Regions from separate parts of the Homo sapiens genome. Here regions 2, 3, 4 and 5 are each linked to region 1. The links are chromatin contacts, found by Hi-C or POLR2A ChIA-PET in ENCODE. All regions are on one chromosome and are shown on one strand. Each heading gives the region's core, a stretch centred on a gene start or an enhancer-like site at or near the end of the contact. The rest is flanking DNA. Distances are from core to core; before and after follow the strand shown.

Evidence for each region. A loop is a pair of places that touch in the nucleus more often than their neighbours do. ChIA-PET counts read pairs that join two places held with the same protein, here RNA polymerase II (POLR2A). Pooled maps may share reads with other maps.
Region 2: a loop to region 1 is called in a map with no recorded cell type, with 7 times the contacts of the local background. The contact joins the promoter of ALDH2 here to the enhancer-like site in region 1. A Hi-C loop is called at or near these places in 1 of 37 single-sample maps with no recorded cell type and 2 of 50 pooled maps. POLR2A ChIA-PET finds 5 or more read pairs at or near these places in 1 of 52 experiments (B cell).
Region 3: a pooled map shows a loop between it and region 1 (10-fold over the local background). The contact joins two enhancer-like sites. A Hi-C loop is called at or near these places in 4 of 50 pooled maps. POLR2A ChIA-PET finds 5 or more read pairs at or near these places in 2 of 52 experiments (GM12878 and activated T-cell).
Region 4: a map with no recorded cell type shows a loop between it and region 1 (5-fold over the local background). The contact joins two enhancer-like sites. A Hi-C loop is called at or near these places in 3 of 37 single-sample maps with no recorded cell type and 8 of 50 pooled maps.
Region 5: a loop to region 1 is called in a pooled map, with 17 times the contacts of the local background. The contact joins the promoter of SH2B3 here to the enhancer-like site in region 1. A Hi-C loop is called at or near these places in 3 of 37 single-sample maps with no recorded cell type and 5 of 50 pooled maps. POLR2A ChIA-PET finds 5 or more read pairs at or near these places in 1 of 52 experiments (GM12878).

What each region holds. Positions count from the first base shown.
Region 1 is chr12:110,773,291-110,779,401 of GRCh38, forward strand. No RefSeq gene overlaps it. Among named protein-coding and RNA genes, the nearest start is that of PPP1CC, 33 kb to the left of the region's middle. RefSeq lists an enhancer at 3,168-3,507. Within about 2 kb of position 3,326, at least 2 of the 41 ENCODE cell types and tissues checked have a DNase peak (open chromatin) inside an H3K27ac peak, as active enhancers do; they include GM12878, where a contact is called at or near this core.
Region 2 is chr12:111,763,088-111,769,198 of GRCh38, forward strand. ALDH2 (aldehyde dehydrogenase 2 family member) reads left to right here and starts at 3,846. Exons shown (of 13, transcript NM_000690.4): 1 at 3,846-4,009. The coding sequence starts at 3,896. RefSeq lists an enhancer at 3,305-4,074 and a silencer at 3,534-3,853.
Region 3 is chr12:110,076,905-110,083,015 of GRCh38, forward strand. It overlaps LOC105369976 (a long non-coding RNA gene), which reads right to left. Exons shown (of 3, transcript XR_945334.2): 3 at 5,793-5,909. Among named protein-coding and RNA genes, the nearest start is that of C12orf76, 31 kb to the left of the region's middle. RefSeq lists a cis regulatory region at 2,521-3,351 and enhancers at 2,613-2,692, 2,833-2,962. Within about 2 kb of position 2,972, at least 19 of the 41 ENCODE cell types and tissues checked have a DNase peak (open chromatin) inside an H3K27ac peak, as active enhancers do; they include GM12878, where a contact is called at or near this core.
Region 4 is chr12:111,426,422-111,432,532 of GRCh38, forward strand. All of the region lies in intron 2 of SH2B3 (SH2B adaptor protein 3), which reads left to right. It overlaps LOC124903019 (a long non-coding RNA gene), which reads right to left. Exons shown (of 2, transcript XR_007063462.1): 2 at 6,063-6,111. Among named protein-coding and RNA genes, the nearest start is that of SH2B3, 24 kb to the left of the region's middle. RefSeq lists an enhancer at 4,313-4,622. Within about 2 kb of position 3,875, at least 12 of the 41 ENCODE cell types and tissues checked have a DNase peak (open chromatin) inside an H3K27ac peak, as active enhancers do.
Region 5 is chr12:111,403,410-111,409,520 of GRCh38, forward strand. SH2B3 (SH2B adaptor protein 3) reads left to right here and starts at 2,514. Exons shown (of 8, transcript NM_005475.3): 1 at 2,514-2,868. RefSeq lists silencers at 1,993-2,152, 2,273-2,852.

The sequences.
Region 1 (6,111 bases), core at 2,076-4,575:
ACACACACACACACACACACACACAGAGGGGTGAAGTCATTTGCTCAAGGTCACATGGCCAGGAAGCAGCCATTGCTGCTATATCTATCTATCTATCTAGACAGATATAGATAGATAGATATATAGTTTTTGGTTTGTTTGTTTTGAGACAAAGTCTCACTCTGTCATCCAGGCTGGAGTGCAGCAGCACAATCTCAGCTCGCTGCAACCTCCACCTCCCAGGTTCAAGTGATTCTTCTGCCTCAGCCTCCCAAGTAGCTGGGATTACAGGTGTGTGCCACCATACCTGGCTAATTTTTGTATTTTTACAGGTCATAAAAACCCCACTGATAAAACAGGATGCAGTAAAGAAGCCAGCCAAAACCTGCCAAAACTAAGATGACAATCAAAGTGACTTCTGGTCATACTGACTGCTCCTTATACACTAATTATAATGCATTAGCTTGGCCAGGCACAGTGGCTCATGCCTGTAATCGCAGCACTTTGGGAGGCCAAGGCAGGCAGATCACCTGAGGTCAGGAGTTCAAGACCAGCCTGGCCAACATGGTGAAACCCCATCTCTACTAAAAAATACAAAAAATTAGCTGGGTGTGGTGGTGGGTGCCTGTAGTCCCAGCTACTCGGGAGGCTGAGGCAGGAGAATGGCGTGAACCCAGGAGGAAGAGCTTGTAGTGAGCCGAGAATGCCCCACTGCACTCCAGCCTGGGCGACAGAGCAAGACTCTGTCTCAAAAAAAAAAAAAAAAAAAAAAAGAAACTAACACTTACTCTTCAAATGTAAACTCCATATTAATTCAGAGCAGGGGCTGGGCCTTGCAATGGGTAGGGCAGAGAAGCAGGTATCGAATTGTCTGATTGGTTTCTCCTCTGGCCCCCAAACTAACAAAACAACACCCCCACCCCCAAAAGGCTGTGGATGAGGACGGGCACAGTGGCTCATGCCTGTAATCCTAGCACTTTGGGAAGCTGAGGTGGGCAGATCACATGAGGTCAGGAGTTCAAGACCAGCCTGGCCAACATGGTGAAACCCCATCTCTACTAAAAATACAAAAATTAAGCTGGGCACGGTGGCTCACACCTGTAATCCCAGCACTTTGGGAGGACGAGACGAGCGGATCACGAGGTCAGGAGTTCAAGACCAGCCTGGCCAACATGGTGAAAACCCGTCTGTACTAAAAATACAAAATTAGCCAGGCGTGATGGCAGGCACCTGTAATCCCAGCTACTCAGGAGGCTGAGGCAGGAGAATCACTTGAACCTGGGCAGCAGAGGTTGCAGTGAGCCAAGATCGAGCCACTGCACTCTAGCCTGGGCGATAGAGTGAGACTCTGTCTCAAAAAAAAAAAAAAAAAAAAGCCAGGTGTGGTGGTGCACACCTGTAATCCCAGCTACTCAGGAGGCTGAGGCAGGAGAATCACTTGAACCGGGGAGGTGGAGGTTGCGGTGAGCCGAGATCATGCGACTGCACTCCAGCCTGGGTGACAGACCAAGACCCAAAACTCCGTCTCAAAAAGAAAAAAAAAAAAAAAAAAAGGGCTGTGAATGAGATGGGCTTGTATTATCCCATTGGAACCTGGCTTTTCCAGGACTTTCTTCTGACTATACTCATCTCTGAGGCGGGTCCCTGTGAATGGTTTTCTTGTCCTGTCATCCACAGGGTTAATCCCTTGAGGGATGTGTTCAGATTGCTGCTTGGCTGCTTCCTGGCTGTGTGACCTTGGGCAAATGACTTCACTTCTCTGAGCTTCAGTTTCCTCCTCTGCAAAATGGAGGTAAGAATAGTGCTTAGCTCATGCAACTGTTGTGAAGGAATGGAAGAGATAAGCAATGGGAAGTGTTTAGCCTGCAACCTCATCTTAGAGCACCTGATACAATCGAACTATCATTACCATTCTCAGATAATTTTTTAAAATAGTGTCTCCTCAAGCAACTGTTTAGAACAGCGCTATCCATTAGAAATAGAATTCAAGGCCGGGCACGGTGGCTCACGCCTGTAATCCCAGCACTGTGGGAGGCCAAGGCGGATGGATCCCTTGAGGCCGGGAGTTCGAGACCAGCCTGGCTAACATGGTGAAACCCCCTCTCAACTAAAAATACAAAAATTAGCCAGGTGTGATGGTGGGCGCCTGTAGTCCCAGCTACTTGGGAGGTTGAGGCGGGAGAATCGCTTGAATCTGGGAGGCAGAGGTTGCAGGGAGCCAAGATCTCGCCACTGCACTCCAGCCTGGGCAACAGAGTGTGTTTAAAAAAAAAAAAAAAGAATTCAAACCACATATGGACTTTTAATTTTTCCAGTAGCCTCATTAAAAAAGCTGAAGTTAATTTAAATGATATATTTAATTTAACCTGATATATTTTAAAAATGACCATTTTAACACGTAATCAATATAAAGAAAGCATTCTGGTCGGGCACAGTGGCTCATGCCTGTAATCCTGGCACTTTGGGAGGCCGAGTCGGGTGGATCACCTGAGGTCAGGAGTTCAAGACCAGCCTGGCCAACATGGTGAAACCCCGTCTCTACTAAAAATACAAAAATTAGCCGGGCACGGTGGTAGGCACCTGTAATCCCAACTACTTGAGAGGCTGAGGCAGTAGAATAGCTTGAATCTGGGAGGTGGAGGTTATAGTGAGCCAAGATCATGCCATTGTACTCCAGCCTGGGTGACAAGACAGTCCATCTCAAAAAAAAAAAGAGAGAGAGAAAAAAAAGAAAGTATTTCAAGGCTAGGTGCAGTGGCTCATGCCTGTAATCCTAGCACTTTGGGAGGCCAAAGTGAGAGGATTGCTTGAAGCCAGGAATTTGAGACCAGTCTGGGCAACATAGTGAAACCCTGTTTCGAAAGAAAGAAAAGAAAGAAAGAAAGAAAGAAAGGAAGGAAGGAAGTAAAGAAAATTAGCTAGAAGTGATTACACATACACAAGTCCCAGCTACTTGTGAGGCCATTACAGCTTGGGTGACAGAGTGAAACCCTGACTCATAGAAATAAGAAAAAAAAGAAAGAAGGAAGGAAAGAAAATGAATGAAAGAAAGAAAGAAAGAAAAGAAATTAATTTAGCACCATAGGAAAGGTTTTTTTTAAAAAAGCATGAGCTATGTTATCCTCTTTTTTTTTTTTTGTATAAGGCTACAAAATCTGGTATTTTGCACTTATATCCCATCTCAGTTCGGACAAGCCACATTTCAAGGGCCCAAAACCCCATTTGGTGAGTGGCAGCCATATTGGATAGAGACAGCCCACCTTCTCTGGTTTTGTCTCTGCAGATAGCCAAGGAAACCTAATTATGCATCCAACTCTCTGGCCCATTGGCTGAGTCACCTGCCGGGAAGCTTTCAGAATATTTATAGGTAACTGATCTACAGAAAACAGAAAGTGATACCATCTCCAGCCCCCACAACCTTTCTTCAGTCTCAAGTTTGCCGTCTCAGCTACTGTTTTCTAGAGGCCCAGTGGGAAGAGTATGCAAAGTGGCAGTAAAGTACATATGTAAACGTGTAGGCAAAAGGCTGAGAGGATTCTTACCAAACTACTCACAGTGGAAAATAAGAGTAATGTCCAAGCAGAGTTTAGTTTTGTCAGTCATGCCCTAATTTTGTTTTTGTTTTTTAGAATGTATTCATTCACATATTACTTGTGTAAGTGAAAGTCAATTGATATATATATAGAGATAATAGTAAAGAAAAGTAACCATGATTTGCGGTAAATCCCCAAGAAGTTTAATGGAAAGCAGTGAGTGCAGAGATTACAAGGTGGACTCTGGGGCCGGCTGCCTGCCTTTGCATCCTAGCCCTGCTGTCTACTAGCTGTGTGACCTTGGGCAAGGTTCTCTTGCTTTCTGGGCCTCAGTTTCCTCATCTATAAACTAAGGATAATGATGGGACCTATGTTACAAGGTTGTCACAATGATTTGATGAGCAGGTGTAAGGTGTTAAGATGGGATCTGGAACACAGAGTCTCAGCTGTAATAACTAAAATAATTAGTATTATCACTGTTTTTGGTGGAAGAGTAAGTAGCAAGAAACTCTCTTGGTGAAAATACAAGAGCTGCGGTGGCTCACGTCTGTAATCCCAGCACTTTGGGAGGTCGAGGCGGGCAGATCACTTGAGGTCAAGAGTTTGAGACCAGCCTGGCCAACATGATGAAACCCTATCTCTACTAAATATAGAAAAAATTTGCCAGGCGCGGTGGCGCACCCCTCTAGTCGTAGCTACTCAGGAGGCTGAGGCAGGAGAATCGCTTGAACCTGGGAGGCGGAGGTTGCAGTGAGCTGAGATCACGCCACTGCATTCTAGCCTGGGCGACAGAGCGAGACTCCATCTCAAGAAGAAAAAAAAAGGAAATAATATGCTGGAGTGAGAGCTGCAAGACCAGCTGCTAAGCCTGGATCTGCCATTACCTAATTTGTGTAAACTTGGGCCTCAGTTTTGTACTAATTCTAACAACAACATACATTTTCTAGTCCTTACTATCATTTCGGAACTCTACATGTCTCGTTTCATCAGATCTTCACAACACCCCTCTGAGAGAGAGATACTGTTGTTGTTGTTGTTATTATTACTATCTTGAGACGGAGTCTCGTTCTGTCGCCCAGGCTGGAGTGCAATGGCACGATCTCGGCTCACTACAACCTCTGCCTCCCGGCTTCAAGTGATTCTCCTGCCTCAGACTGCCGAGTAGCTGGGATTACAGGTGCCCGCCACCACACCCAGCTAATTTTTGTATTTTTAGTAGAGACGGGGTTTCACCATGTTGGTCATGCTGGTCTCGAACTCCTGACCTCAGGTGATCCCCTGCTTCAGCCTCCCAAAGTGCTAGGATTACAGGTGTGAGCCACCACGCCTGGTCGAGATACTGTTATTATTACCATTCTATAGATAAGGAAACCGAGGCTCAGAGAGCTGACACGGCTTGCCCAAGTCGGCAGCTTCTAAGTCCCAGGAAAGGGATTTGAACTCAGTGTTGTCTAGCCGACATGAGAGGCTGAGGCAATGCTCTCTGCACCATGCAGCCCCATGTGTGAGGTCTTTTCCAGCTTTGCTTTGTCTGTGATGCTGGCAGTTGAGTTGCATGATAAGAGCTAGGAGTTTGGGGTTGGAGTACAGGTTCTTTTGAGCTTTTGGACCCTAGAGTTCTTTCATCTGTATAATGGGGCCAAGAACAATGCAGTGCCCTGAATTTGAGTTTTGTATTTGCTTTTGTTTTTGTTTTTTTGAGACAGGGTCTTGCTGCATCGCCCAGGCTTGAGTGTAGTGGTGTGATCTCGGCTTACTGTAACCTCCACCTCCTGGGTTCAAGCAATTCTCCCACCTCAGCCTCCTGAGTAGTTGGGATTACAGGTGCCCACCACCATGCCAGGATAATTTTTGTATTTTTAGTAGAGAAGGGATTTCATCATGTTGGTCAGGCTGGTCTCGAACTCCTGGTCTCAAGCAATCCACCCACCTTGGCCTCCCAAAGTGCTGGGATTACAGGTGTGAGCCACCATGATTGGCGCTGAATTTGAGGGTTTTCTTTCCAGCTCTCTCCAGGGCTTTCTTTAGACTTTCTTCCTCATTTTGTCTCATCTTTCCAAACACCTCACTCACAAGATCACTTGAAGATCACAGGAAGCCAGTGGAAGGTATCTGAGATGATTAAACAGCACCAGGTTTTTTAGCTATGTTATGTAAGAAGAGGAAAAGAGGGAAGTTGCAGGGGAAGAAATTTGAATCAGATTACATTAAAGGATACAAGTGGGGCTTTCAGACAATGGTGACTTTTGCACAGGGTCTCATGAGGCAACACACGGGGGCACACACCTGCGTGTCTTCATGTAGATATGCTGTGTGAGACACCCCCGCAGCGGATGTTCTGGGGGAAAACAAGGAAGCTGTTAAATGATCCAGCTGTTCTGTCTGAATACGTTGCACATCTGGTGGCCTGGAAATCTCCAGGTGACTTTTCACTTTATATTCACTGTCTTGCTGCCTGGCCCCAATCTTGAGACTCTAGAGGAGGGGAAAAGGGAGGGAAAAAAGAGAAATGGGGGTGGATTGGAGGCAAGGGGTCAGGGGAGGGAAAAGAGCAGAGAGAGAGAGAGACAGAGAGAAATGGAGAAAGGGAGAGGAAAAT
Region 2 (6,111 bases), core at 2,596-5,095, 990 kb after region 1:
TTCTGCCAACTGAGCCCTCCTCATCTCTCTGCCTCTGGCCTGCCTCCCCACTACAACTGAGTTTCCATGCAGTTCTCAGAGGAATCCCTCGAAGGCACATGTGCAACCTCATCACTTCCAGGCTGAAAGATCTTGGTTAAGAGAAATATTAGTACAAGCTATTAAGACTTAGGAGGCTGCCGGGCATGGTGGCACATGCCTGTAGTCTCAGCATTTTGGGAGGCCAAGGTGGGCTGACTGCTTGAGCCCAGGAGTTCAAGACCAGCATGGGCAACATAAAGAGACCCTATCTCTACAAAAAAAAAAAAAAAAAATTAGCTGGTGCCTTAGTCCGTTTTCATGCTGCTGATAAAGACATACCTGAGACTGGGCAATTTACAAAAGAGGTTTAGGCCAGGTGCGGTGGCTCATGCCTGTAATCCCAGCACTTTGGGAGGCCAAGGCAGGTGGATCACCTGAGGTCAGGAGTTCGAGACTAGCCTGGCCAACATGTTGAAACCCCATCTCTACTAAAAAATACAAAAATTAGCCAGTCGTGGTGGCACGTCTGTAATCCTAGCTACTTGGAAGGCTGAGGAAGGAGAATCGCTTGAATCTGGGAGGCGGAGTTTGCAGTGAGCCAAGATAGCACCACTGCACTGCAGCCTGAGTGACAGAGCTAGACTGTGTCTCAAAAAAAAAAAAAAAGAAAAGAAGTTTAATGGACTTATAGTTCCACATAGCTGGGGAGGCCTCACAATCACGGCAGAAGGCAAGGAGGAGCAAGTCACGTCTTACATAAATGGCCGCAGGCAGAAAAAGAGCTTGTGCAGGGAAACTCCCGTTTTTAAAACCATCAGATCTCGTGAGACTCATTCACTATCAAAAGAACAGTGCAGTAAAGACCTGCCCCCATAATTCAGTCACCTCCCACCAGGTTCTTCCCATAACATGTGGGAATTGTGGGAGTTACAATTCTAGATGAGATTTGGGTAGGGACGCAGTGAAACCATATCAGTCAGGCATGGTGGCATGCACCTGTAATCACAACTACTCAGGAGGCTGAGGTGGGAGGATCAATTGAGCCTGGGAGGTCGAGGCTGCAGCGAGTTGTGATTGTGCTACTGCACTCCAGCCTGGGTGACAGCGAGACCCTGGTCTTGGGGAAAAAAAACAAGAAGACTTAGAAAGCTACAGTGATGAAAACAGTGTCATACTGGCACACGCATACAGAGATCAATGACACAGAATATACAGTAGTTCAGAAATAGCTACTTACAGTTACTTAGTAGTAAAAAGATGACTGGCAGGATGTATTTGTGCCATATATGATAGACAAAATGTTAATTGCCTGGATACATATAAAGCACCTACAAATCAATTTCAGAAAGACCAACAATCCAATAGAAAAGTGAGCCAGAGACATGAGCAGCTAGTTCATAGCAGAGGAAACATGCATGACTTCATCTAGGCAGAGATGCTCAAGCTCACTCGTAAAAGAGAAGCAAATTAATGTGGTAGTGAAATGCCACTTTTTCGTCTCTCAGATTAGCAAAGCTAAAAAAAAAATCCTGAAACTTCTACTGGTGAGGGTGTAAGGAAACTCAGACATGACAGGTAGTGGGGCATAAATTAAACTTCTTTGGAGGGTAATATATCTGTATTTAAATTGTAAATATTCTTTGTTCCATTTCTACTAATTTCTTTCTTTTCTTTTCTTTCTTTTTTTTTTCTTTTTTTTTTTCTTTTTTTTTTTTTTTTGAGACGTAGTCTCACTCTATCACCCAGGCTGGAGTTCAGTGGCACGATCTCAGCTCTTGGCTCACTGCAACCTCTGTCTCCCAGATTCAAGCAATCTCCTGCCTCACCTTCTGGAGTAGCTGGGATTACAGGCACTGCGACCATTCCTGGCTAATTGTGTGTGTGTGTGTGTGTGTGTGTGTGTGTGTGTGTGTGTGTGTGTGTGTGTGTTTAGTAGAGATGGGGTTTCACCATGTTGGCCAGGCTGGTCTCGAACTCCTCACCTCAAGTGATCTACCCGCCTCAGCTTCCCCCCCAGAGTGCTGAGATTACAGGCACGAGTCATGGTGCCAGCCTCATTTCTATTAATTTCTTAAGCAAATCAAGAGCATACATTGTGGCATTGTTTGTAGTGGCAAAAGATTGGAAACAACCTAAATGTCCATCATAGGAAATTCATGAAATAAAACTACCTCATGTATCCAGAGGAATACCATGAAACTGTTGAAGAGAATGGGGACATAGTCCTTGTGTGCTGTGACAAAACGATCTCCACACACAGTATTAAGGGAAAAAAAGTACCTGGCACGGTGGCTCATGCCTGTAATCCCAGAACTTTGGGAGGCCGAGGTGGGCGGATCACCTAAGGTCAGGAGTTCGAGACCAGCTTGACCAATATGATGAAACCCCATCTCTACTAAAAATACAAAAATTAACCAAGTGTGGTGGCATGCGCCTGTAATCCCAGCCACTTGGGAGGCTGAGACAGGAGAATCGCTAGAACCTGGGAGGTGGAAGTTGCAGTGAGCCCACATGGTGCCAGCCTGGGCAACAAGAGTGAAACCCCATCTAAAAAAAAAAAGCAAGGCGCCATTGGGAAGGGGAAGTGGGGCCTGCATGGCTGAATTCAGAGAAGGAAGGGAGTCTTGGTTATCAGATTATCTCTGCAGCTGATCTCCAAACCTATTTCCCTTCTTCCTGGCACAGGGGCCACTCATTTCCCAGACTCTTTTGCATGGAGGCATGGTTGTGTGATTGAAATCCAGCCAGGCGAGCAGGCTCAGCCCACAGAAACCTCCCATGGGCCACCCCCATGCCTTTTCTTCCTCTGGTTTGTGTGGAATGGTGCTGAGCCCCCAGGGCGACTTTGGTGGAATCTGGTGTTGAAATCAGAGTCCCACCGCCGGGCGCGGTGGCTCACGCCTGTAATCCCAGCACTTTGGGAGGCCGAGGCAGGCGGATCATGAGGTGAGGAGATCGAGACCATCCTGGCTAACACGGTGAAACCCCGTCTCTACTGAAAATACAAAAAATTAGCCGGGCGTGGTGGCAGGCGCCTGTGGTCCCAGCTACTCCGGAGGCGGAGGCAGGAGACTGGTGTGAACCCGGGAGGCAGAGCTTGCAGTGAGCCGAGATCGTGCCACTGCACTCCAGCCTAGGCGACACAGTGAGACTCCGTCTCAAAAAAAAAAAAAAAAAAAAGAATAAGCAAATCATGCAAATCATCCTGTTCTAAACTCTGAACCGCTGCTTCCAAGACCGTCCCTGCCCTTGCCCTGGCCGCCTCTCTCCTTGTTAACTGGGCTCCATTCATTCTTTCCATTTCTCTAACACGTGCCAGGTGGTCTCATCTCCTGGCCTTTGCCCTTGCTGTTCCCTGTCATCATTCAGGTCTCACTTGTCATTTCCTGACCATGGTACTTATAAAAGCAGTGCCGTCTGCCCCATCCATGTCACCTCGTTCATCTCCTTCACCTCCGAAATGATCTCGCTTTTGGGTTTACGGCCGGTCTCTTCACCTGGAGCATCAGCCGGGAAGGTCAGGGTCGCCCTGGCTCGGGCCTGTTCACATTGGGGTCAAAGGCACACATTGGGGGCTCAACCAAGGCGAGCTGCGTTCGCGGGGCCGGGTCTTTCCGCACAGGCGGAGGGCGGTGGCGGGCGCGGAGGCGTCGCGCGAGCCAGGGGGCAGCCACGGGCCGGGGGTACCTAGCGCCACCCGCTTCGCTTGCATCAGCTGCGCGCCCCATCCCGAGGAATGGTAGAGGCAGCCCCGCCCCCGGCCCGCCCCCGCCTTTCCATTGGCTGCCGCGCGGGGCGGGGAGCGGGGTCGGCTCAGTGGCCCTGAGACCCTAGCTCTGCTCTCGGTCCGCTCGCTGTCCGCTAGCCCGCTGCGATGTTGCGCGCTGCCGCCCGCTTCGGGCCCCGCCTGGGCCGCCGCCTCTTGTCAGCCGCCGCCACCCAGGCCGTGCCTGCCCCCAACCAGCAGCCCGAGGTCTTCTGCAACCAGGTGAGCCCACCGGCCGGGCTCGCGCTTTGTTTTCCGGCCCGAGTCCCCCGCAGGCCCCTAGGAAGGCCCCGCGCCGCCGTGGGCCTTAGTGTACTCATCTGGGGCTCGAGGGGTTTGCAGAGGCTGACCTGGAAGCACATCTGCCCCCTCCTCTCCTGCAAGCATTTTAGCCCCTTCGCCGCCTCTGACAGTCCCCGTCCCATTTCCCCGTGACTTGGGCCCCCTCTCCGTCTTCGCCCAGCCTCGGTCTGTTTTCCAGGGCCAACTCTCGGGGTTCCGTTCTCCCCATGGTCCTTGCTTTCGGGTCTCCGCAGGGTCCCCACCCTCACCCACTCAGAAGACGCGACCAAGTCCCTCTTTGCAGGAACTTTCCTGTCTTTTCCTTAGTCATCCCCTTTACCCCCTGACTCATGCCCTCATCCAAGGAGTTCAAAAGGAAAAACCAGGAAAGAGGTGATTTGCAGCCACGTTCTCCAGTTCACCATGGGCGAGGCCACGCTCGGCTGCTTCCATTGCTGGGAGTAGGGAATCCTGGAGGACCTTCGGCCCCAGGGGGCCGACCCCAAGGGGTGTCTGCGGCTTCCAACGCCGGCTTCGACCAAACCAAGGAGGAGCTTTCCAGGATAAAACTGATTCCTGTGGTCCATTTATTGATTGCTCAATCAGTAATACTTTGGAATATTTTTTGTTTTGATCTTTGAGTTTGGTTAAAGTTCTAGACTTCACAGAGGCTGAAATTGGTTATGAAAGAGTTTGTTTTGTTTGTGCCAGTGCATGTTGGCTGCCTTCTCTGACTTAAGCTTTTTCTCCTATAAATGGAAAGGCGCTCTGAGGGTTAGGTTCACACAGGCCCTCATCAACCAGTCACTTCATAGTTAATCACAGCTCCTGTCCTGTCTGCACAGCCTTTGTGCAGCACTGTTCTAAGCGTCTACCTGTTTTGCAATTTAAGGTAATTTTTACAACAGCCTCAGTAGGAAGGGACTGTAATTCTCCATTTTACAGATGAAGAGACTGAGTCACAAAGAGGTTTAGTGACTCACCTAAAGACCAAAGTCAGTGGCATAGTTGGGGTTCACAGCTGAACTTCCAGGAGTAAGCCCCTAACCAGAACATTCCATGGTATGTTGTGACTCTGGGTGGGAACAAAGGGACCACCGATCCTCTGGGACTATTGCTGATTTGGGATGCTGTAGAGCTGGCTCCTAGCCAGCTGCTTTCAACAGCACACCTGCTGGTCTGGCCCTGAGTGTGGCTGCAAATCTGGATATAGGTGATGGGTAAAGGCACATGCGTGTGATTTTAGGGGATGTTACAAAGGTCATTTGCAAGGGAATTTTTAAAAGGATAAAATAAAATCTTTTGCATAACACAAGCTAAAAAGGCAGCAGCTATGGCTCCCTTGGCAGCCTGTGCAAGTTCATGCTTGGAAGACTTGAGCATCAAAAGATCTAGCAGAGGCCAGGTGCAGTAGCTCATGCCTGTAAATCCCAGCATTTTGGGAGGCCGAGGTGGGATGATCCGTTGAGCCTAGGATTTCGAGACCAGCCTGGGCAACATAGCAAGACCCTGTCTCTAGTCTCTACTAAAAAAGTAAATTAGTTAGGTGCGGTGGCACATGCCTGTAGTCCCAGCTATATGGGAGGCTGAGGTGGGATGATCCCTTGAGCCTAGGATTTCGAGACCAGCCTGGGCAACATAGCAAGACCCTGTGTCTAGTCTCTACTAAAAAAGTAAATTAGTCAGGTGCGGTGGCACATGCCTGTAGTCCCAGCTATATGGGAGGCCGAGGTGGGAGGATCACTTGAGCCTAGGAGTTCGAGGCTGCAGTGAGCTATGATTGGGCCACTACACTTAGTCTGAGCAACAGAACAAGACCCTGTCTCAGAAATGTCCTCAAGGAACAGCCATCGCCCTAGGAACCCTTCTGGCCACAGGATCTGATTAAAATCTTTATCCTTTATCACATGCAGATGAGGCAGCTGGGTCCAGATATGCACCCAGGCCCATAGGTAACACATCCTGTTCTCCAGATTTACTCTGTGGGTGTAGGCTGGAGGAGCCGAGTCAATTCCCTGTGGCTGCTTTTCTTTATCAGACTT
Region 3 (6,111 bases), core at 1,722-4,221, 700 kb before region 1:
GGCCTCAAACGATCCGCCCACCTCGGCCTACCAAAGTGCTGGGATTACAGGTGTGAGCCACTGCGCCTGGCCTATTTGTTTTTCTGCTGAGCTCTTGCACTGATCCCTCACGCTCTCCCCTCTCTACTCCTTCAGCCCTTGTCCTCTATTTCACCATTGCCACCTCCACCACTCCATGGATTCTGTTCTCAATGAGGTTACCAAAGACTTCTCAGTAGCCAGACTTTGTTGATATATTTTAGTCCTTATTTTACTTTATCTCTTGGATGCATTCAACACCACTGACCACTTTCTGCTTCTTGGAGCAGTTTTTTCCCTTGGTTTCCATGACTCTCCTGGGTCCCATGTTCTCCTGGTTTCTCATTTGTACCTCTATGACTCTTTATCTTATCTTTCTTTTTTAAAAATAATTTAATTTATTTATTTTAGAGACTGGGTCTTGCTCTGTCACCCAGGCTGGAGCGCAGTGGCATGATCATAGTTCACTGCCGCCTCAAACTTCTGGGCTCCAGCGATCCTTCTGCCACAGCCTCCTGAATAGCTGGGACCACAGGCACATGCCACCAAGCCTGGCCATTTTTTTTTAATTTTGTAGAGATAGGGTATTGCTATGTTACCCAGGCTGGTCTCAAACTCCTGGCCTCAAGTGATCCTCCTGCCTCAGCCTCCCAAAGTACTGGGATTACAGGCATGAGCCACTGCGTCCGACCTTTGTCTTAACTTTCTCTGGCTCTCTTCTCCCTGTAAATTTCAGTTCCAACAAATTGTCTCTCAGCACTTTTTATGTTCCTATCTGGATAGGACAGGTTATGCTCAAATAAGAAAGCTCTCTCAGAGTCTCATGGCTTATAACAGTGATGATTTAATTCTCACCCACACTACATGTCCATCATGGATCTCCCAGAAGGCTCTACTCTCTGTAGTCACTCAGAGATCAAGGCTAACGGAACAGCCACTGTCTTGAACTCTTTAATGAGAACTATGGAGAGTCTCACAGTAGCAATTAAATGTTCTGACCTCGTGATGGAAAGAATATAAAGTTACCAAAAAAAAAAAAAAAAAAAAAAAGCTCTGACCTAGAAATGCACTCACTTCTACTCATTACTCATTGGTCAAAACTAATCACTTAGTCCTACCCAACCACTAGGGAACCAGGAAATGCAGTTCCCGCATATATCCCCCATGTATCCAGAAACTGCAGAAGCAGAAATATTTGGTGAACAGCGCTAATGACTATTGCATCTTCTCCCTGGGAAATTTCATCCACACACATTGTTTTAAGAATAATCAAATGCTAAATGCGAAGCAGGTGGGAGGAGGGGGTATATATGTATATTATATGTTTAATTATGCATGGAATATAACTGGAAACAGGATCTACTATATAATTTGCAAGGCCCAGTGCAAAATGAAAATGTGAAGTCCGTTATTTAAAAGTTAAACATTTCAAAATGGTGACAGCAAAGCATTAAACAAATTCAGATTCCTTCTAAGTGTGGGTCCCTATATGACTGCACAGGTCCCATGCCCATGAAGCTAGCACATCTGGAAGGCTATACAAGGTGGTCTCTGGGAAGCGAGCTGAGGCTGGGGGAATTAGTCGGTGTTTGACGATTTATTTATCACCCTGCTTGTATCTGAATTTTTTCTACCATATGCGTTCATTACTTTTTTTTTTTTTGAGACAGTTTCACTCTTGTTGCCCAGGCTGGAGTGCCATGGCGCGATCTAGGCTCACCGCAACCTCTGCCTCCCGGGTTCAAGCGATTCTCCTGCCTCAGACTCCCGAGTAGTTGGGATTACAGGCATGCGCCACCATGCCCGGCTAATTTTTTGTATTTTTAGTAGAGACAGGGTTTCTCCATGTTGGTCAGGCTGGTCTCAAACTCCCGACCTCAGGTAAGCCACTGCACCCGGCCTGCGTTCATTACTTTTTAAATCACTGAACGCTAAATCTGTATCTCCAGACCATATCTGAATTCTGTGCATAGTCTATGAATCTATGAACCTATATAACCCACAGACACTTCAAGTCACATCTTCAAAATGAAACGCTTTCCCACAAAACAGTGCAAGTAAGGACTAATGAGAGGAGAGAGTGGAGACAGGCATGGACTATTTCTTCTATAGTCTTGGCTAGGAGGAAAAAGAGGTAAGAGGCCGGGTGCTGTGGCTCATGCCTGTAATCCCAGCACTTTGGGAGGCCGAGGCGAGTGGATCACCTGAGATCAGGAGTTCAAGAACAGCCTGGCCAACATGGCAAAACCTGTCTCTACTAAAAATACAAAAATTAGCTGGGTGTGATGGCGCCCGCCTGTAACCCCAGCTACTCGGAAGGGTGATAGAAGAATCACTTGAACCTAGGAGGTGAAAGTTGCACTGAGCCGAGATCGCGCCACTGCACTCCAGCCTGGGTGACAGAGCGAGACTCCGTCTAAAAAAATAAAGAAAGAGAGGTAAGAATGGTCTTTAATGGAGTCATGGGAAAATGTGTGTGTGTTGCAAGGATGTAGAGAAGATGGAACCATTTGAGCCATTCAAAGATTTTGATAGACTAAGTGGGATGTTGAGAATGGTGGTCTCTGTTTCTTTGTGAAGTAGGAAGCCACGTGTGAAGAAATGGGGATTGGGGATTGAATGGTGGATTTCTTAGTCATGTGTGTGTATGTGTTTACAATTTACAGAAAATCAGGTGACATTCTTCAGCAGAAAAGGGAGGTTTTTCTGAGGAAACACTTATCTCACAGAGCTCAAGTGCAGGAAATGTGGCCCAACCTCATGAGAACCTATTAATAGAATCAGAAACTAAACTGTCCTGAGCTGAAGTTGCTCTTTCAGTTTGAAACTGCGTGGGCCCGCCTCTGTTTGTCTCTCTGTGCGCCCATTGTGAGTCTCTGTAAACAATGGATTCCTCTGTTTCTCCCAGGGCACGTGGTCCAACACTGCCTTCAAGGTTAGGTGTCCACAGTTCGAGTGCAAGCCCAGATCCACTATCCAGTTCCGGAATTCAAGGGGAATGATTGGCCTAGTTATTTATCCCTAGTCCAATCAGCTATGGCTGTGGGCGGGGCCACAAACAAACATGGCGTCAAGCGCTGACGTCCATGAAGGGAGAAGACAGGGAGAAAGGAGGAAGAAGAAAAGGAAGGAGCGAGAGAGAGAGAGAGAGAAAGAAGAGAGAGAGCTCTCAGAGAATAGAGGCTAGGGGACTGCTGATTAAATACCCCAATTCCCTCAGGTGGGACAGCACTGAGGCAGGTCTAGGCAGTCTCCAGGGGACCCTAGTGGGACAGAGCCCAGATGCCCACAGCGATGACCTGCCCTTCCTTTTTTAATTCCACCCCCCTCCGCTCCCACCCCCGAGATGGAGTCTCGCTCTGTTGCCCCGGTTGCAGTGCAGCGGCGCCACATCGGCTCACTGCAACCTTCCCCTCTCGGGTTCAAACGATTCTTCTGCCTCAGCCTCCCCGAGTAGGTGGGGATTACAGGCGCCCTCCACCACGCCCGGCTAATTTTTGTATTTTTAGTAGAGACAAGGTTTCACTATGTTGGCCAGGCTGGTCACGAACTCCTGACCTCAAGTGATCCAACCACCTCAGCCTCCCAAAGTGCTGGAATTACAGGCGTGAGCCACCATGCCTGGTCGTGACCTGCTCTTTAGTGCTTCCTGTGTCGATTGCCTTCCCTTCCCTGCCTCCCTTCCCCATGCCTCTTCCTGGGTCACCTCCCAACAAACTACATTCACCTGAACCTCGTCCAGCCGTTATGTGCTGGTGTTAAGGAGTCTGTCTGGAATTTTCCCTGAGAGCAATAAGTGGGTTTATAAACAAGGGTGTGGCATGATCTCATTTGCAACTCAGAGCACTCTGGCTGCACCCTGGAAAATGGGCAGAAAGGGCAAGAGTGGAGACAGGGTCCTGCCCAGGGAAAGGGTACAGTGACATGGAGGGGGACTGAAGACAGCTCCTTAAAGGACACCAACATCAAGGAGACTAAGCTGAGGCACTAGGGAGGAGAGGAAGACCAGGAGACAGTGAGTATCCAGAGGCCACGGGATGAACACTTCACAAGTAAGCCGGTGGCCAAGGAGATATTAAGAGCGATGGTAAAGCTGTGAAATTAAAGCCGCTCTAGTAAGGGACCTGACAGATAAATTACTGGAACAGAATGGAGTCAAGTATTAAACACGAAGATAGGTGGAACCCGGGTGTGGTGGCTCACACCTGTAATCCCAGCACTTTGGGCAGCCAAAGCAGCAGGATTGCTTGAGCCCAGGAGTTCAAGATCATCCTGGGCAACAGAGGGAGGCCCTGTCTCTACAAGATATAAAAATAAATCAGCCAGTGGTGGTGCACGCCTGTGGTCTCAACCACTCGGGAGGCTGAGGTGGGAGGATCGCTTGAGCCCGGAAGGTCAAGGCTGCAGTGAGCCATGTTCATGCCACTGCACTCCAGCCTGGGCAACAGAGTGAGACTCTGTATGCAAAAAAAAAAAAAAAAAAAAAAAAAAAAAAGTAGGAACTTAGTGTGTGATAAAAACATTTAAATCAAGGGAGAAATAAATTCCTCCAGATAGGATCTTTAAACAATTGGCTACTCATTTAGGGGAGGTCCGAGGGAGAGGAAAATGTACTCAAACTTTACAGATTTGAAAAGATGTGTAACTTTTCAAAATATAAAGTGATAGAACTGTCATAGGTAAACTGAGTCCTTTCCTTATTTTATATCACTTGCAAAGAAAGAACACCAAAATTGGAAAAAAAAAAAAGGCCAGCTGGATTTATTCTCTGGCCAGAGAAGGAGAAGGAGTGACCTCTCACTCCAGAAACACCTCCTCCTCCCCAAGCTGTGGAAAGCTGGAGAATTTTAAAGAGTTAGATATGGGGTGGAAAGGTTTGTAAGTCTGTGCAGGGAGGAACTTTAGATGCGCAGGCACAAACCATAAACATGTGTCTTCATACGATGCATGGTCAGAAAATAGTAATTTTCTTCTATGGGTGGGGATTTTAGTATTATAATAATAAGTTAATGATCTAAAGATAACAAGGAGTCCCTGATTCTGGTTTGCTCTGGTTTCCAGCAGGCCTTACCTTCCTCTGATAATTGGTGAAACATTTTGAAGCTCCCAGGGCATCTAGAGTCCTTGTAAACTAGCATACCTAGAGGTAAAGAGACTGAAAGAAACTGTTTAAGAAATGACATAGAGCTTTTGCAGTTATCGACCACTTAAGAAAATAATGAATATTCAGCTGTTTTGCTCTCTCAGCTATTTCTCCAGGACTGCCCCAACAAGAGTCTCCAAAAGTGAGCAAAATCAGCTACACAAAATGGGACATGCAAGTTACCATTCTATTTGTATTGCACACATTTTGCATTAAAGATAGAAAATGCAAACAAAGATAACTGGACACCCTTTGAAATTACTCAACTGATGATGACACCTCACTCTCCTCTACCTGGCTGGTGTTCCATACTTCTTCCCACAGACTCTGTGAACATGTCCGTACCAGCGGGGCTTTACAGCCACGATACAAGGCTTTTCTTCTTTTTTTCTTTTTTTTCTTGAGATGGAGTCTCGCTCTGTCGCCCAGGCTGGAGTGCAGTGGCACAGTCTTGGCTCACTACAAGCTCTGCCTCCCAGGTTCACGCCATTCTCCTGCCTCAGCCTCCTAAGTAGCTGGGACTACAGGCGCCCGCCACCATGCCTGGCTAATTTTTTTGTATTTTTAGTAGAGACGGGGTTTCACCGTGTTAGCTAGGATGGTCTCGATCTCCTGACCTCGTGATCCGCCCAAAGTGCTGGGATTACAGGCGTGAGCCACCGTGCCTGGCCAAGGCTTTTCTTCTCTGTCGGGTGTGCAATGTTCCAGCCGTGGTTCACTGTGGTTTCTTTCTTGATAACTGCCATGACTAAAACAACATGTCAAAGCAATATTATTTTCCTCTATATTTCTCCAGGGCTATTTCTCAGTGAATGTGCCTTTTTAACTCTCTCTTGCTTCCTTCTCATCACCTAATTCAGAATGCTTTTTCTTTTCAGACCGAGTTTCGTTCTTGTTGCCCATGGGAGTGGAGTGCAATGTCTCAGCTCACTGCAACCCCCGCCTCCTGG
Region 4 (6,111 bases), core at 2,625-5,124, 650 kb after region 1:
TGCTATGTTGCCCAGGCTGGCCTCAAACTCCTGGCCCTAAGTGATCCTGCTGCCTCGGCCTCCCAGTGTTGGGATTACAGGCGTGAGCCACTGTGCCCAGCCGCCTAGTTTCTATGACTCACTTCAGGGGAGAAGGAGGGTGAGAGAGACAGGAAGGCAGAAGGAGGTGAGAGAGACTTTGCTTCTGAGGGCCCCTTCTGAGCCCTTCTAGTCTTCTTTAGTTCAAGTACGTAGCATGCCACAGCACCTTTCTTTGGGGTGTTGTTTTCTGAGCCCCAACATTCATGGCCCTGAATGTGTGCCTCTGTGTGCCAGGTGTTGCCCTAAATTCTTGGACCTTCCCATGAGCTGGAGTTCACTGACCCATTTGACAGATGAGGAAACTGAGGCACTGGGAGAAGCAAAGAGACTTGCCTGGGATCATGAAGTGAAGGGGATCTGAACCCTGAGACAGGAACTCTTGATCCCAAGGGGCCCCTAACCCCAAGCCCTTGGCCCCCTGCTGAACTGGTTCAAACCAGAGAGTGTATAACCCAGCTCCAGGCTGGGCTGGGCCTGAGGTGTGCGTCTCACCTGGCAGTTACAAGAAAAGGAAATTGCACTGGTTGCCACATTTACAACCTAAAGTGGAGAGATTTCACAGAATCCAGACTTCTGGTTTCTCTTATGGAATCCGGGGATCGGCCGGGCACGGTGGCTCATACCTGTAATCCCAGGACTTTGGGAGGCGAAGGCAGATGGATCACTTGAAGTCAGGAGTTCAAGAGCAGCCTGGCCAACATAGTGAAACCCAGTCTCTACTAAAAATACAAAAATTAGCTGGCCACAGTGACGTGTGCCTATAATCCCAGCTACTCGGGAGGCTGAGGCAGGAGAATCACTTGAGCCCAGGAGGTGGAGGTTGCAGTGAGCTGAGATTGCACCGTTGCACTCCAGCCTGGGCGACAGAGCAAGACTCCATCTCAGGAAAAAAAAAAAAAAAAAAAAAAAAAAAAAATCAGAGGATCTGGCGGTGCCAGGCCGGCATTGGAGGGGGTCCCAGCCTGGCCTGTGCTGCCACTGGTTCAGCAGTAGAGCCTGACGGGGAGGCGACAGCAGTGGGGGCCCTGGGGAAGGAGAAAGATTCCAGAAGCAGCTGCTAGGCTGGAGTAGCTGGCCTTGGGCCCCAGACCTTCCCGGGGAGGTGGGGCTCCCATTTCAAATGGAGCATGCCCAGCCTGCCGGGCCTCAGTTTCCACATATGCCCAGGCATGGATTAGCTGAGATGGTCTTGAAGTCCTGCCAGCCCTGGTGGTTCTGGAGGTTGAGCCTCAGTTTCCCTCATCTGTACAGTGGAGGACATGATGGAGTTCTAGCTGTTGATAAATGCCCTTTAAACCACCATTTATTGGGCTTTCCTTATACAGCAGGCACTTTACTGACCTGGCTTCATTTTATCTTCACAGCAGCCCTGTGAGGGTAGCTGCGCCATTAGGCCCATTTCACAGATGGGGAGACTAGGTCTGAGAGAGCTTAGGTGGCTTTCCCAAGGTCTCACAGCCCCTGTGGCTGAGAGGGGCTTGGAACCTGGGCAGTTGGCTGCCCCTGTGAGCAGTGAGTCCTTAGAAGGACTTACTGTCAGTATTATTGATGGCACTGTTAACTAGGGCCCTGCATGGGTGGGGGCACCTGTTTTGGGCTCTTGGACTAGGAAAAGCTCCTGTGGCCATTTTATCCAATGCCACCATTTTATAGATGCCAACACCGAGGCCTGGAGGGGGCTGGCCAGCGCCCCTCACCTGGCACAGAGGACTCTGCCTGGCACATCCCACCCATGGCCTCTGATGCCCAGCTTGGAGAAGTGGTAGAAGAGGGGCTGGGGGATGCCTCAGGGGGACTTAGCCCTCAGCCCTGAGCCCCCCGCTGCATCACAGGCCTGAGTGCCCAGGAGGCAGTGGTCTGGGTAGGAGTGGCTGCGACTCGGGGGTAAATGTGCTTCAGAGCCATCCCCACTCATCCCCTTTCGAGCCAGGTGTCCCTGGTGTGTGACTTGGCCTTGCTGGGCCTCAGTTTTCTGTAAAATGGGAAGTGTCATGGGGGGCAGGCTACGGTAAGCACTGATAGGGCAGGTGAGGGGCAGCCTCGGGCCCACCCTTCTGGCAGGAGACATTTGGGGCACCCAGAAGCCCTGGAACAAGGCCACTCTGACCTTGATTTTGGGAGCACAAAGTCCCCCCAAGAGATAGCACAGGAGCCCGGGTGTCTGATGAGTGACCCATCCCTTGGGGGCCTCAGTTCCTGGGTGTGCCTGGGTCTGCAGGGGAGGCAGAGGCACAGGTGGGCAGCTCCCTCTGGGTGGGCTGTGACCCTGCCTGGGCACAGGAGGGCCGTGCCCGTCCGTCCTTGCCGTGATTCTTCCAGGTGGCACCGCCCTCACACCTCCTTTACAGAGGAGGAAACTGAGACCCGGGGAGGCCACAGGAGTCGGGCTCTGGGCCCAGAGCCTGGGCGGGGATGCAGGAGCCACCCCCATGCCTCCGGGTGTGGGAAAGGGGAAGCAGAAAGAAAGGGACGTCCGCCGGAGGCCTGGCGGTTTCCTCTCGGGGCAGGAGTGCGAGGAGGAGGAGGAGGAGGAGGAGGAGGAGGAAGAGGAGGAGGAGGAGGAGGAGGGACGGCAGGAAGCCGCCTCGGGCTCTGACAGGCGCGGCCCTGGCCTGCCCCTGCCCTTCTGAGCCTGTGACCCGGGGGAAGGCACTTTGCCCTCCCTGTGCCTCAGTTTACTCAAGTAAAAATAGCTGAATGATGGCTCTGGCCCCAGGATCAACTGAGTGCTGTCTGGGAAGCACCTAGAGCTGTGCCCAACACAGCCAGTGTTCGCTGGGGCCTGCAAGGCTTTGCTGCTGCAGGCATCACTGGCGTTGTCATTTTTATTTATTATTTATTTATTTAGAGACAGAGTCTCGCTCTGTCGCCCAGGTTAGAGCAGAGTGGTGTGATTTTGGCTCACTGCAACCACCGCCTCCAGGGTTCAAGCAATTCTCCTGCCTCAGCCTCCCGAGTAGCTGGGATTACAGGCGCCCACCACCACACTCCGCTAATTTTTCTGTATTATTAGTAGAGACGCGGTTTCGCCATGTTGGCCAGGCTGGTCTCGAACTCCTGACCTCAGGCTGTCCATCTGCCTCGGCCTCCCAAAGTGCTAGGATTACAGGCGTGAGCTACCGCGCCCGGCCCATTTTTATTAATTGGTTTTCATGTGACAGGCACTGTGTCCGCCACATCCCATGGAATCCTTATCACAAACCCCGGAGGTGGGGACAGTGATGAAGCCATTTCACAGCCAAGAAAACTAGGCACAGAGAGGTCCAGAAACTTGCCCGAGGCCCCAGAGCTGGTAGGTGGCCAAGGCAGGAAATGAGAGTCCCTGGTGGGTCTGCCAAGGCCGGGGGGCACCAGGGGCAGGGGGTTTGTGTTTAGGCCCCAGAACAGGCAGAGAGAAAGCACCCACCCTCCACCGTCAGAACGAGCCTGTATCCCGGCAAGCAGGGCAGACTGAGCCCTGGTCTTGGCAGGCAGGCAGAGCTCAGGTCCTGGCGGGCACACAGGCTTAAGAAGCCGGTTTTTTCCTGGGCCCACGTCTCCTGGGGGACCAGCGGCAGAGGCTCCTGGGGTAGGAACGGAGGTCCCATCCTCACTCTGTCCTGGGCTGCCATGTGACCCAGGTAGGTCCCAGTCCTCTCTGAGCTATGAAGTGGGTGCCTGCAGTGGCCTTCTGGGAGTGATGGGGAAGGCGGAGGGGGTTGGGCAGGGCTCCTGCGGCCCCAGCCACACACACTGCCGCCCCATCTGCCCCCTTATTGGGGTTCCATGCAAAATCGTTTTTGAAAAAGTGCTTTGCCGCTTAGAAGAAACCCCCGACCGCGCTGAAACCACGGGGGCAGATGGTATCGGGGCGCTTCCTTTCAGCTCAAATTCTGCGAATCCACAGCCTAGAAAGTGCCCTGAATCCAACAAGGGGGGAGGTAATTAAGTTATTATGGTCCATCCCCACCCCGTCCTGCTTACCAGGCCTGGCTGCTCTTACTGGCTTCTTGGAAGTTGGTGTGGTATTTTTTTGTTTTGTTTGTTTTCGAGGCTGGTATTGAGATGAGACCATTGTGGGGTCAGGGCTGTGGGCTTGGAGGTTCAGGGTCAGGGTCCAGGGGCGAAGGGTGGACGCTGGAGAAGGGCAGATGGACAGGGTCAGGTTCAGATCTTGGCTCTTGTATCCTTGCTGTGTGGCTCTGGGCCAAGAACTTGGCCTCTCTGCGCCTCAGTGGCTCATTACAGAAAATGGGATGCCAGCACTTGCCTTAGTGGGTTGTTTTGAGCCAACTGCAGGCTCAGGGAGTAGCTGGCATGATGTGTTCCTACCCTGAAGGGCAGAAAAAGGGGAAGGAGGCCACCAGATCCCACAGGTGGGTCCCCAGGGTCCCTCCCCGGGATGGGCAGCAGCCTGGCTGCTCCCCACAGCAACCCCTGGCTGGCCCCATTGGCGCTGCTGGAAATCCCCCACCCAGTTCTTTGTGAATGGAAAAGGAAACTGATTGCGCTAGAAGAGGTCTCCGAGTGCCGGCCGGGGGTGGGTGGCGGGGGGGGCTTCCTCTCCCAGTGCAGGAGGGGCCACCTCAGCTTCCTTTCTGGGGCCCCATACCCCCTTTTTCCTATCTCCCCTCTGAGTTGAGGAGGAGGCTGTGGCCCCCGCCCACTGTTTGGCCTCTGGAACCACTGGGTGACAGTGTACATCGGGGCGATTAAGGGCCACCTGGCCTCTGGACCTCCCTCGCTGTGGCTGCTGCCTGGGACCCCCCACCCCATGCCTGACTCGAACCCCAACCTCAGCTCTACACACAGGGGCACCACTGTAGGAGGAGAGAGAAACCTCTCTCTAGGGAACCACCTGGAAGGGGGCCCTGCCCTGTCTTCATCTGGGTACCCCATGTAATCTAGGAAACTGTCTTTAACTTGCCGAGGGCCTCCATGTCTGAGTTCCTAATGTTTTTTATTTTGCTTTTTCAATTAATAAAGCTCATGGCAGAAACTATTTAAAGAAAAAAAAAAACAGTAACAGAAAAACCTCCCACAATCTCACTACCCAGAGAGAACCAGCATTTCCATTTTGGTAGATGTCATTATTGTCATTTTTGTTTTGTTTTTGAGACTGGGGGACACTGCTCTGTCCCCCAGACTAGAGAGCAGTGGCGCCATCTCGGCTCATTGCATCCTCAACCTCCTGGGCTCAAGGTGATCTTCCCACCTTAGCCTCCCAAGTAGCTGGGACTATTTAATGCTGCTATTAGCATAGACATTAGCAGGACACCATGCCCTGCTAATTTTTAAGTTTTTTTGTAGAGACAAACTCTCACTATGTTGCCTAGGCTGGTCTTAAACTCCTAGGCTCAACAGTCCTCCCGCCTAGGTCTCCCAAAGTTCTGGGATTTACAGGCGTGAGCCACCACCACACCCAGCCTCTTCTCTGTCTTTAACTTTGCCTCCGCCTCCAAATTCCAATTCCTTCAGCAATTGCTGGGAAGGGATTACTTTTTGCACAATTCTGTCTGGAGCCCCTTGCAGGCAGGAGCTTGTGGACAAAAGCTTCAGCCTTTGCGGGCCTGGCATTCCTCATACTATTTGGTCACCTGCTTTTTTCACTTTGTGTCCTGAACATTTTTCTGTATTCTTTTTTTTTTTTTTTTCCACCTCCTAGGTTCAAGCGATTCTCGTGCCTCAGGCTCCCGAGTAGCCAGGATTACAGGCATGTGCCACCACGCCCGGCTAATTTTTGTATTTTTAGTAGAGACGGGGTTTCACCATGTTGGCCAGGCTGGTCTCGAACTCCTGACCTCAGGTGAGCTGCCTGCCTCAGCCTCCCAAAGTGCTGGGATTACAGCCACCGCGCCCAGCCCATTTTTAACTTTTTTGCTGGTATAGATGACCCTGGGATGAACACCTTATGTCAGTCTTGGTGCCCACTTCTGATGATTTTCTTCTGCTCAGTTCCTAGAAGGGGAGTGCTGGGTCAAGGCTTTTATGAGCACTTCTGATCCGTTCTTGCTCTCAAAGCTTTATTGAGATATAATTTACAAACCATAA
Region 5 (6,111 bases), core at 1,264-3,763, 630 kb after region 1:
GAGAAATCTGGCAGGCGAGAAGGTTTGAACCGTGATTAAAAAGGGGAAGAACCACAAGTCCCAATTTAAGTCAGCAGAGCTGCTGTCTGGGCAGTGAGAGGGAAAGTGCTTGTGGCTGGCAGATTTCAGCAGCCATTTGGCATTGGCTGGGTACCGGGCTGCTCTGTGGGTGCTGCCTGGCAGCTGCATGGCTACAGACAAGTAACTGTTCTCTCTTGGCCGCAGTGTCCCCAGGTATAAGAAAGTGATCAAATAATATGGGATGATCCATTCAGACTTTTTTTTTTTTTTTTTTTAGAGACAGAGCCTACCTCTGTCTCCCAGGCTCGAGTGCAGTGATGCAATCTTGGCTCACTGCAGTGTCCACCTCCCAGGTTCAAGCGATTCTTCTGCCTCTGCCTCCCCAGTAGCTGGGACTACAGGTGCGTGCAACCATGCCTGGCTAATTTTTGTATTTTTAGTAGAGACAGGGTTTCACCCTGTTGACCAGGCTGGTCTCAAACTCCTGACCTCAGGTGATCCGCTGGCCTCAGCCTCCCAAAGTGCTGAGATTGCAGGTGTGAGCCACTACACCCGGCCTCGTTTAGACTTCATTGACATTCCCCCACCCCACCCCTCTTCCCACATCCTCAGATGCCGTGTGAACAGCTTGAATCCCACACTCCACAGGTCCTTCTCCTCACAACCCTCCATGGCACCCTACTGCCTTCAAAATAATTCCCAAAGTCCCCACCAAGACCTTCAAGACACCATGTGATGGGCCCACCTTTGAAACATCATCTCTTACCAGTATAGGTGTCACCACTGCCTTTATGACTTTATTCCAAAGCACCACATGTATTCCCACCTCAGCACCTTTGCACATGCTGTTCCTTTGGCCTGGAATGCTCTTCCCTCAGACGTTATAGCACCTGGATCCTTCTTGTCATGGAGGGTTCTAAGCTCACATGTTAGTTCCGCAGAGGTGTCCTTCCTGAGCCCTGGATCTAAGACATCCCCTTCCAGCTCTCCATCCCGTAACTGTTTTGTCATTGTCATAGCTGATCCCACTTGCTTATTCGTGCCTTATGTCCCCCCACTAGAATATCAGCTCCACGCAGGCAGGGATATCTGTGTTGTTCACTGCTGTGTTCCCAGCGCCTAGAACAGTGCCTGGAAATGTGCGGAAAGCAGATTTTTGTGGCCTTTTTCTTCAAGGTCATTGGACACCAGGAATCCTGTAGCAGACCGCTCCCTTCCCCCATCTACTCGGAGTCTGGAAATCCCCACCTTCTGGGGAACCCCTTCCTGTAGTTCTAAGGTCAGGACTGGGGCCGATTTGTTTAACACAGAGAGCTTCCTGGAGCCAAGCCTCGAGCTAACTGCTTTAATGCATTAACTCACTTAATTCTCACTGCCAGGAGAGTGGGTACACATTATTTCCATTTCATAGGCAAGGAAGTGGAGAGGTACGGAGAAGTCAAGTCATTTGCCCGGGTAGGAAGAGGGGGAGGCAGTGGAATGGAGACACTTGCTGCCTGGGAAGACTCGAGGTGGCCCCTCCAAGCTGGGGGCGTGGGCGACTTGTTTCCTGTTGGGGGAGGGGGAGAAGAGTACATTCCTCCCTCCCCGCCCTCCCACATGTTGGGGGAGAGGCTGGCTGAGAGCATGTCCCACTCCGGACTAGGGGGAACCCCACTGTCCGTCTCAGCTCCCCATGAGGCCGTGGAGAAAATGTAAGTAGCCCGGGGGCGGGCAGGGGGGTGGGCGCAGAGGCCACGGAAGCCAGCGGTCGGAGAGGGCTTCCTGGAGAAAGATGCACCCCTCCTAGAATTGGGGGACAGGACGGGCGGCCGGAGCGAGGCTGGGCTATACGGGCACCGGCTGTAGCAAAGGCAAAGCTGAGGGCTGGGGCCAGAACCCAAATCGGGGGCCTGGGGCCGTGGCGGGTCGGGTCAGCATGATCGCAGATAGTCAGGGTCGGGCAGGGCTGGGCTCCCTCCCTGGGGCGATGATGAAAGCCGTGGTCGCTATTGCACCGCCCAGCCCTGCGGGCACTGATAAGGCCCTGCAGGAGGGAGTCAGCAAGGGCGCGCCCCCTGGAGGCCAGGCCCCTCGACCCTGCCCGCCCTAGGCCCCGCCCCTTCATCTGGCCCCGCCTCCAGGCGCTGAGGCACCTGGTGACCTGCCGGCGTTGAGTGGGTGGGGCTAAAGTCGCCCCGCCCCTCCGATCCTCACTTCTATCTTCAGACTGTGGGACGCGAAATCGGGTGGGCACGTGGTGGGCGTGGCTTCGCAAGGCCTCGCCTTTTTCCGGACCCGCGCCAGGAGAGCCCTCCGACCCTGGCAGCCGCGGACTAGCGGGATTGGTAGGCGGGGCCAGTCCGGGCTCCGCCCTCATGGCCCGCCCCTCCAGCCGAATCTCCGACTCGCGCGCGGCCTGAGGCGTGGCTCCTGGTGGCCCCGCCCCTGCCCCGCCCCTGTCGCGGCCGGCCTCCCCCGCCGGGCTCCGCTCGCACGGCCGGTTCCTCTTTACATAACGGCGCGGGGCGGCATGGGCCCGGGCCACCGCCTCCGCCCGGCTGCCCGCCCGGACTGTCGCGGCCCGCGGTGGCGACGGCGGCCGCTGCAAAGTTTCCCCGGCGGCGGCGGCCCGGGGGCGCATCCTCCCGCAACTGTCAAGCGCTGGCGGCGGAAATGATGAGGCGCTGGCCATTTTCCGAGCCCGGGTTTCCTGCCTGAGCCCCGCTCGAGCGAGCCGCGAGCGAGGAGCCGGCGGGCGGGAGAGGACGCGCCCAGGGCGGGGGCCCGCCCGCCCCCTCGGGATTTCGAGGGCCCGGGGGCGCGCGACGCCATGGGCCGGCCGGGCCCAGAGCTCCTGTCTCTCAGGTGAGCCCGCGTTTGCCCGCGCTCCCCTCCTCCGGGGCCGGGAGGGCTTTTGTGGGGAAAGAGGAGGCCCCGTGTCCAGTTCTGCCCGGGCTCTGCGCGTCACCCCCAGCCCAAAATACTGCCCTGCAGCCAACTCGGATGGAGGCGTTCCGGGGTGACGGCTCCCAGCGCCTACGACCCCCCACTCAGCCACTACCCCCACCCACACACGTGTTAGGGAGAGCGTTGGGGTAACTGAGGCCGTGGGATGGGGGAGAGGGCATCGCTGACGCCCCCAGCCCACCCTACGGTAGCCTCGCCGGTTGGGGGCGGCCCTCCCCTCAACTTGTGCCTGGGGAGGAGCGGTCAGGGGTCACCCATTGCTACCCTGAAAGTGAAAGTAGTCAAACTGAGGCTGTGAGCACAGATGAGCCCTTGGGTGTGGGGGCAGCGGGGGAGGATGCGCCGGCCCCTCCCCACTCCCCATTCCGGGCCATGTGGCTAAGAGGGTAGCGCCCTGATTCAGGAAGCCCCTCTCCCCAGTTCCTGCACTGCCGAGGTCGACCGGGCCAGGCCCCCGCATGCTGCTGAATTGGGCGGTTCACCAGGGCTAGGCGTCCCAGAGACAGGTTTCTGGTATTGATCCTCTCACACCTCTTGCCTGGGGTTCCCTGGGAATCCCCCGACCAAAAAACGTCTGGAGTGGGTGTTGGTCTTCTAGATCCGCACGGTAGGGATGGTATTTCAGAGGTCTCTGATGCCTGGTGCAGAAATCCCCTTCCCTCCCTTCCCTCCCTCCGGCCAGGGGAGCTTTGTTTTGAGGGAGGGGGACTGCATTTGAGGAACTGGAGAGGAGGGTCTGCCTGCCTGTCCCGCTTCTTTTTTTCTTTAGTTTCCTCATTCTCCTGTTTCTCTTCCCCATTCCCAGCCACAATGATGTAGGTGAGGAGGTCACTGCCTGCAGCTGGGGGCCTCCAGGGAGGGGCACGGCCAGGCTGGGCTGAGTGGGAGGAAGTGAAATCTGGTGGGGGGTTCAGAGCAGAGGCCCCGGCAAGGCAATGTCGGCAAGGCCAGCTTTGGTGGCAGGAGGGACCGAGATCTGACCCGCAGCCCCTCGCCGGGGAGATGACAGTTCCCTAACACCGGCTAGCAGCCAGGCCTCAGGGCCCCTGCCAGGGCAGTGGGCCTGTGGGTCTCCAGGGATGCAGGCGCAGGTTGTGTCTGGGTTTCCCATCACTGACCTGGCTGCCTGAGTGGAAACAGCTCTGGAGGCTCCTCGGGACCTGCCCTCGTGGAGGGAGAGCCGTCAGAGGCCACCTGGGCAGGCTGGGCTCGGAGGATGAGAGCCAGGGCCTACTGGGGGAAGTTGGAAGGGTTTTTAGTGCACTTTTCCTGAGCCTTTTCCCACTACCCCCTCTGGGAGGGAAAATCCTTCTGAGCCAAAGGGTGAGCATTCCTAGAACTTTTGTGAGTCCCTGTGGGCCACAGAGCGGCCAGCTGGGAAGGGGCTGGCTCAGAGCATCAGCAGCTGGGGGCTCAGGGTCTGCAGGGGCTCAGCAGGAAGTGGAGGAGGATAGTGAGGAGGGTCCTGGAGACTGTGCTTTGCTACTCCTATTGCCTTCGTTCAGCTGAAGGCGTGGGCAAGTGACTCTGCCCTCAGTTTCCCTCTGTGTAAAATGGGGGAGTAACAGGTTTGCAGTGGAGATTTAATGAGCCAGTGTGTAATGAGCACCTGCTGCCTGGCAAAGAGAGGTTCAGTTGCAGGTGGTGGTGGTGGTAGTGGTGATTTTATCATTGCCTTCATTAGTGTTACTGTTATTGGCTATGAGGTGTTCCTTCAGTAGTCTCCCTTGAGCATCTCTTGCATACATAGCACTGGAATTTCCTGGGTCTTTGGGAGCAGAATTTTGAAGATCTGGGCACTTCCTTAGCTATAAGGCCTTGCTTAACTGCCCCACCTCAGTTTCCTCATCTGTGAAATGGGTGTGCTAATAGTACCTACTTCCTAGAGTCATGGGAACCATGAATGAGTGAATTCACAGTGTCCAGAGTGGCTTGGTCAGGAGGAAGAGAAGAAGTAGCCTTGGGGCCGGAATGATCTTTTTTGTTGTGGGTGTTAGCTCTGCTGGCTTTCTTTCCTCATCCCCCCACCCCCACCCCCATGCCTCTCAAACCTGGGCCTGATCCTCCTTCTCCGATAAATAGAACTTTTGAGTACAAATCAGATCCCACAGGACTGCTGGGCCCTTGGATTTCTGGCTCCCGCTGTGCCACCCCCAGACATTCTCCATATCCCAGGTGGAGCAGAGCTGGAGGCACTTGGAGGGACCTCCTCGCTGCCAGTCTCAGTGCCACCTGTCTGTGGTGAGGGGAGACCGGGTGCCCTCCCCAGCCAAGGTGGGGAGGGTCAGTGAAGGGGGTCTCAGGGACATAGTAGGGAGCTGTCCCACAGTCTGGGCCAATACAGCTCCTTTTGCTGGAAACACCTTTGGGACCCAGTTTACATGACCCCACACCCTTCTGAGGGCTGGTGTTCATGAGGGTCTCCCATTGCTGGGGATCCTTGGGTTGATCACTTAAGCTCTCTGAGGCAATTGAGACAACATCTGTGAAAGGCTTTAACAGCTGTGCACTTGCTGTGACATGGCACATAAGGCACTGAGCGCTGAGCCTGGCACTCAATTAACAATAGTAGATATTATTGCTATTAATAAAACAAGAGGCTTTTCCTGCTAAATTCCCACTTCTCCCTGGTAGCAGTATGGACTTTGGGGCCAAATCTGGGCTCTGCCAGCTTCCAGGTGTGAGGTCCTAGGCAGGTTACCTGGCTTCTCTGATCTGGACCTCGCCTGCCCGATGGAAGCCAAGAGTTCCAGCCTCCCCAGGGTTGGGTGTGTGAAGTACAGTGTCAGGACTGGAACTGTGTTGGCTGTACTTGCTCTGGCTGTGTGATCTTGGGCTGGTCCCTTAGCCTCTCTGAGCCACAGGTCTTTTTGTCTATGAAATAGGGGGGTTGCCAACTCCCTGTTAGGGTGGTTTTGAGAAAAGGAGGCATGCACAGTGCCCGGCATGCAATTGGCACTCAATAAGTGCAAGCCATTGCTGTTCATGCCCAATAGGGGCTGGCACTTAATTGCCAGGTTTCCTGGGAAAACGGTCCCCAAGGGCCCGCGGGCGTTCAGCATCTTTGACGAGGCAGGGCAGGAAGCCGCTGCCGTCTGGCAGACCGGAGACGCCTGCCTCGGCGAGTCCAGAGGTGCAGTG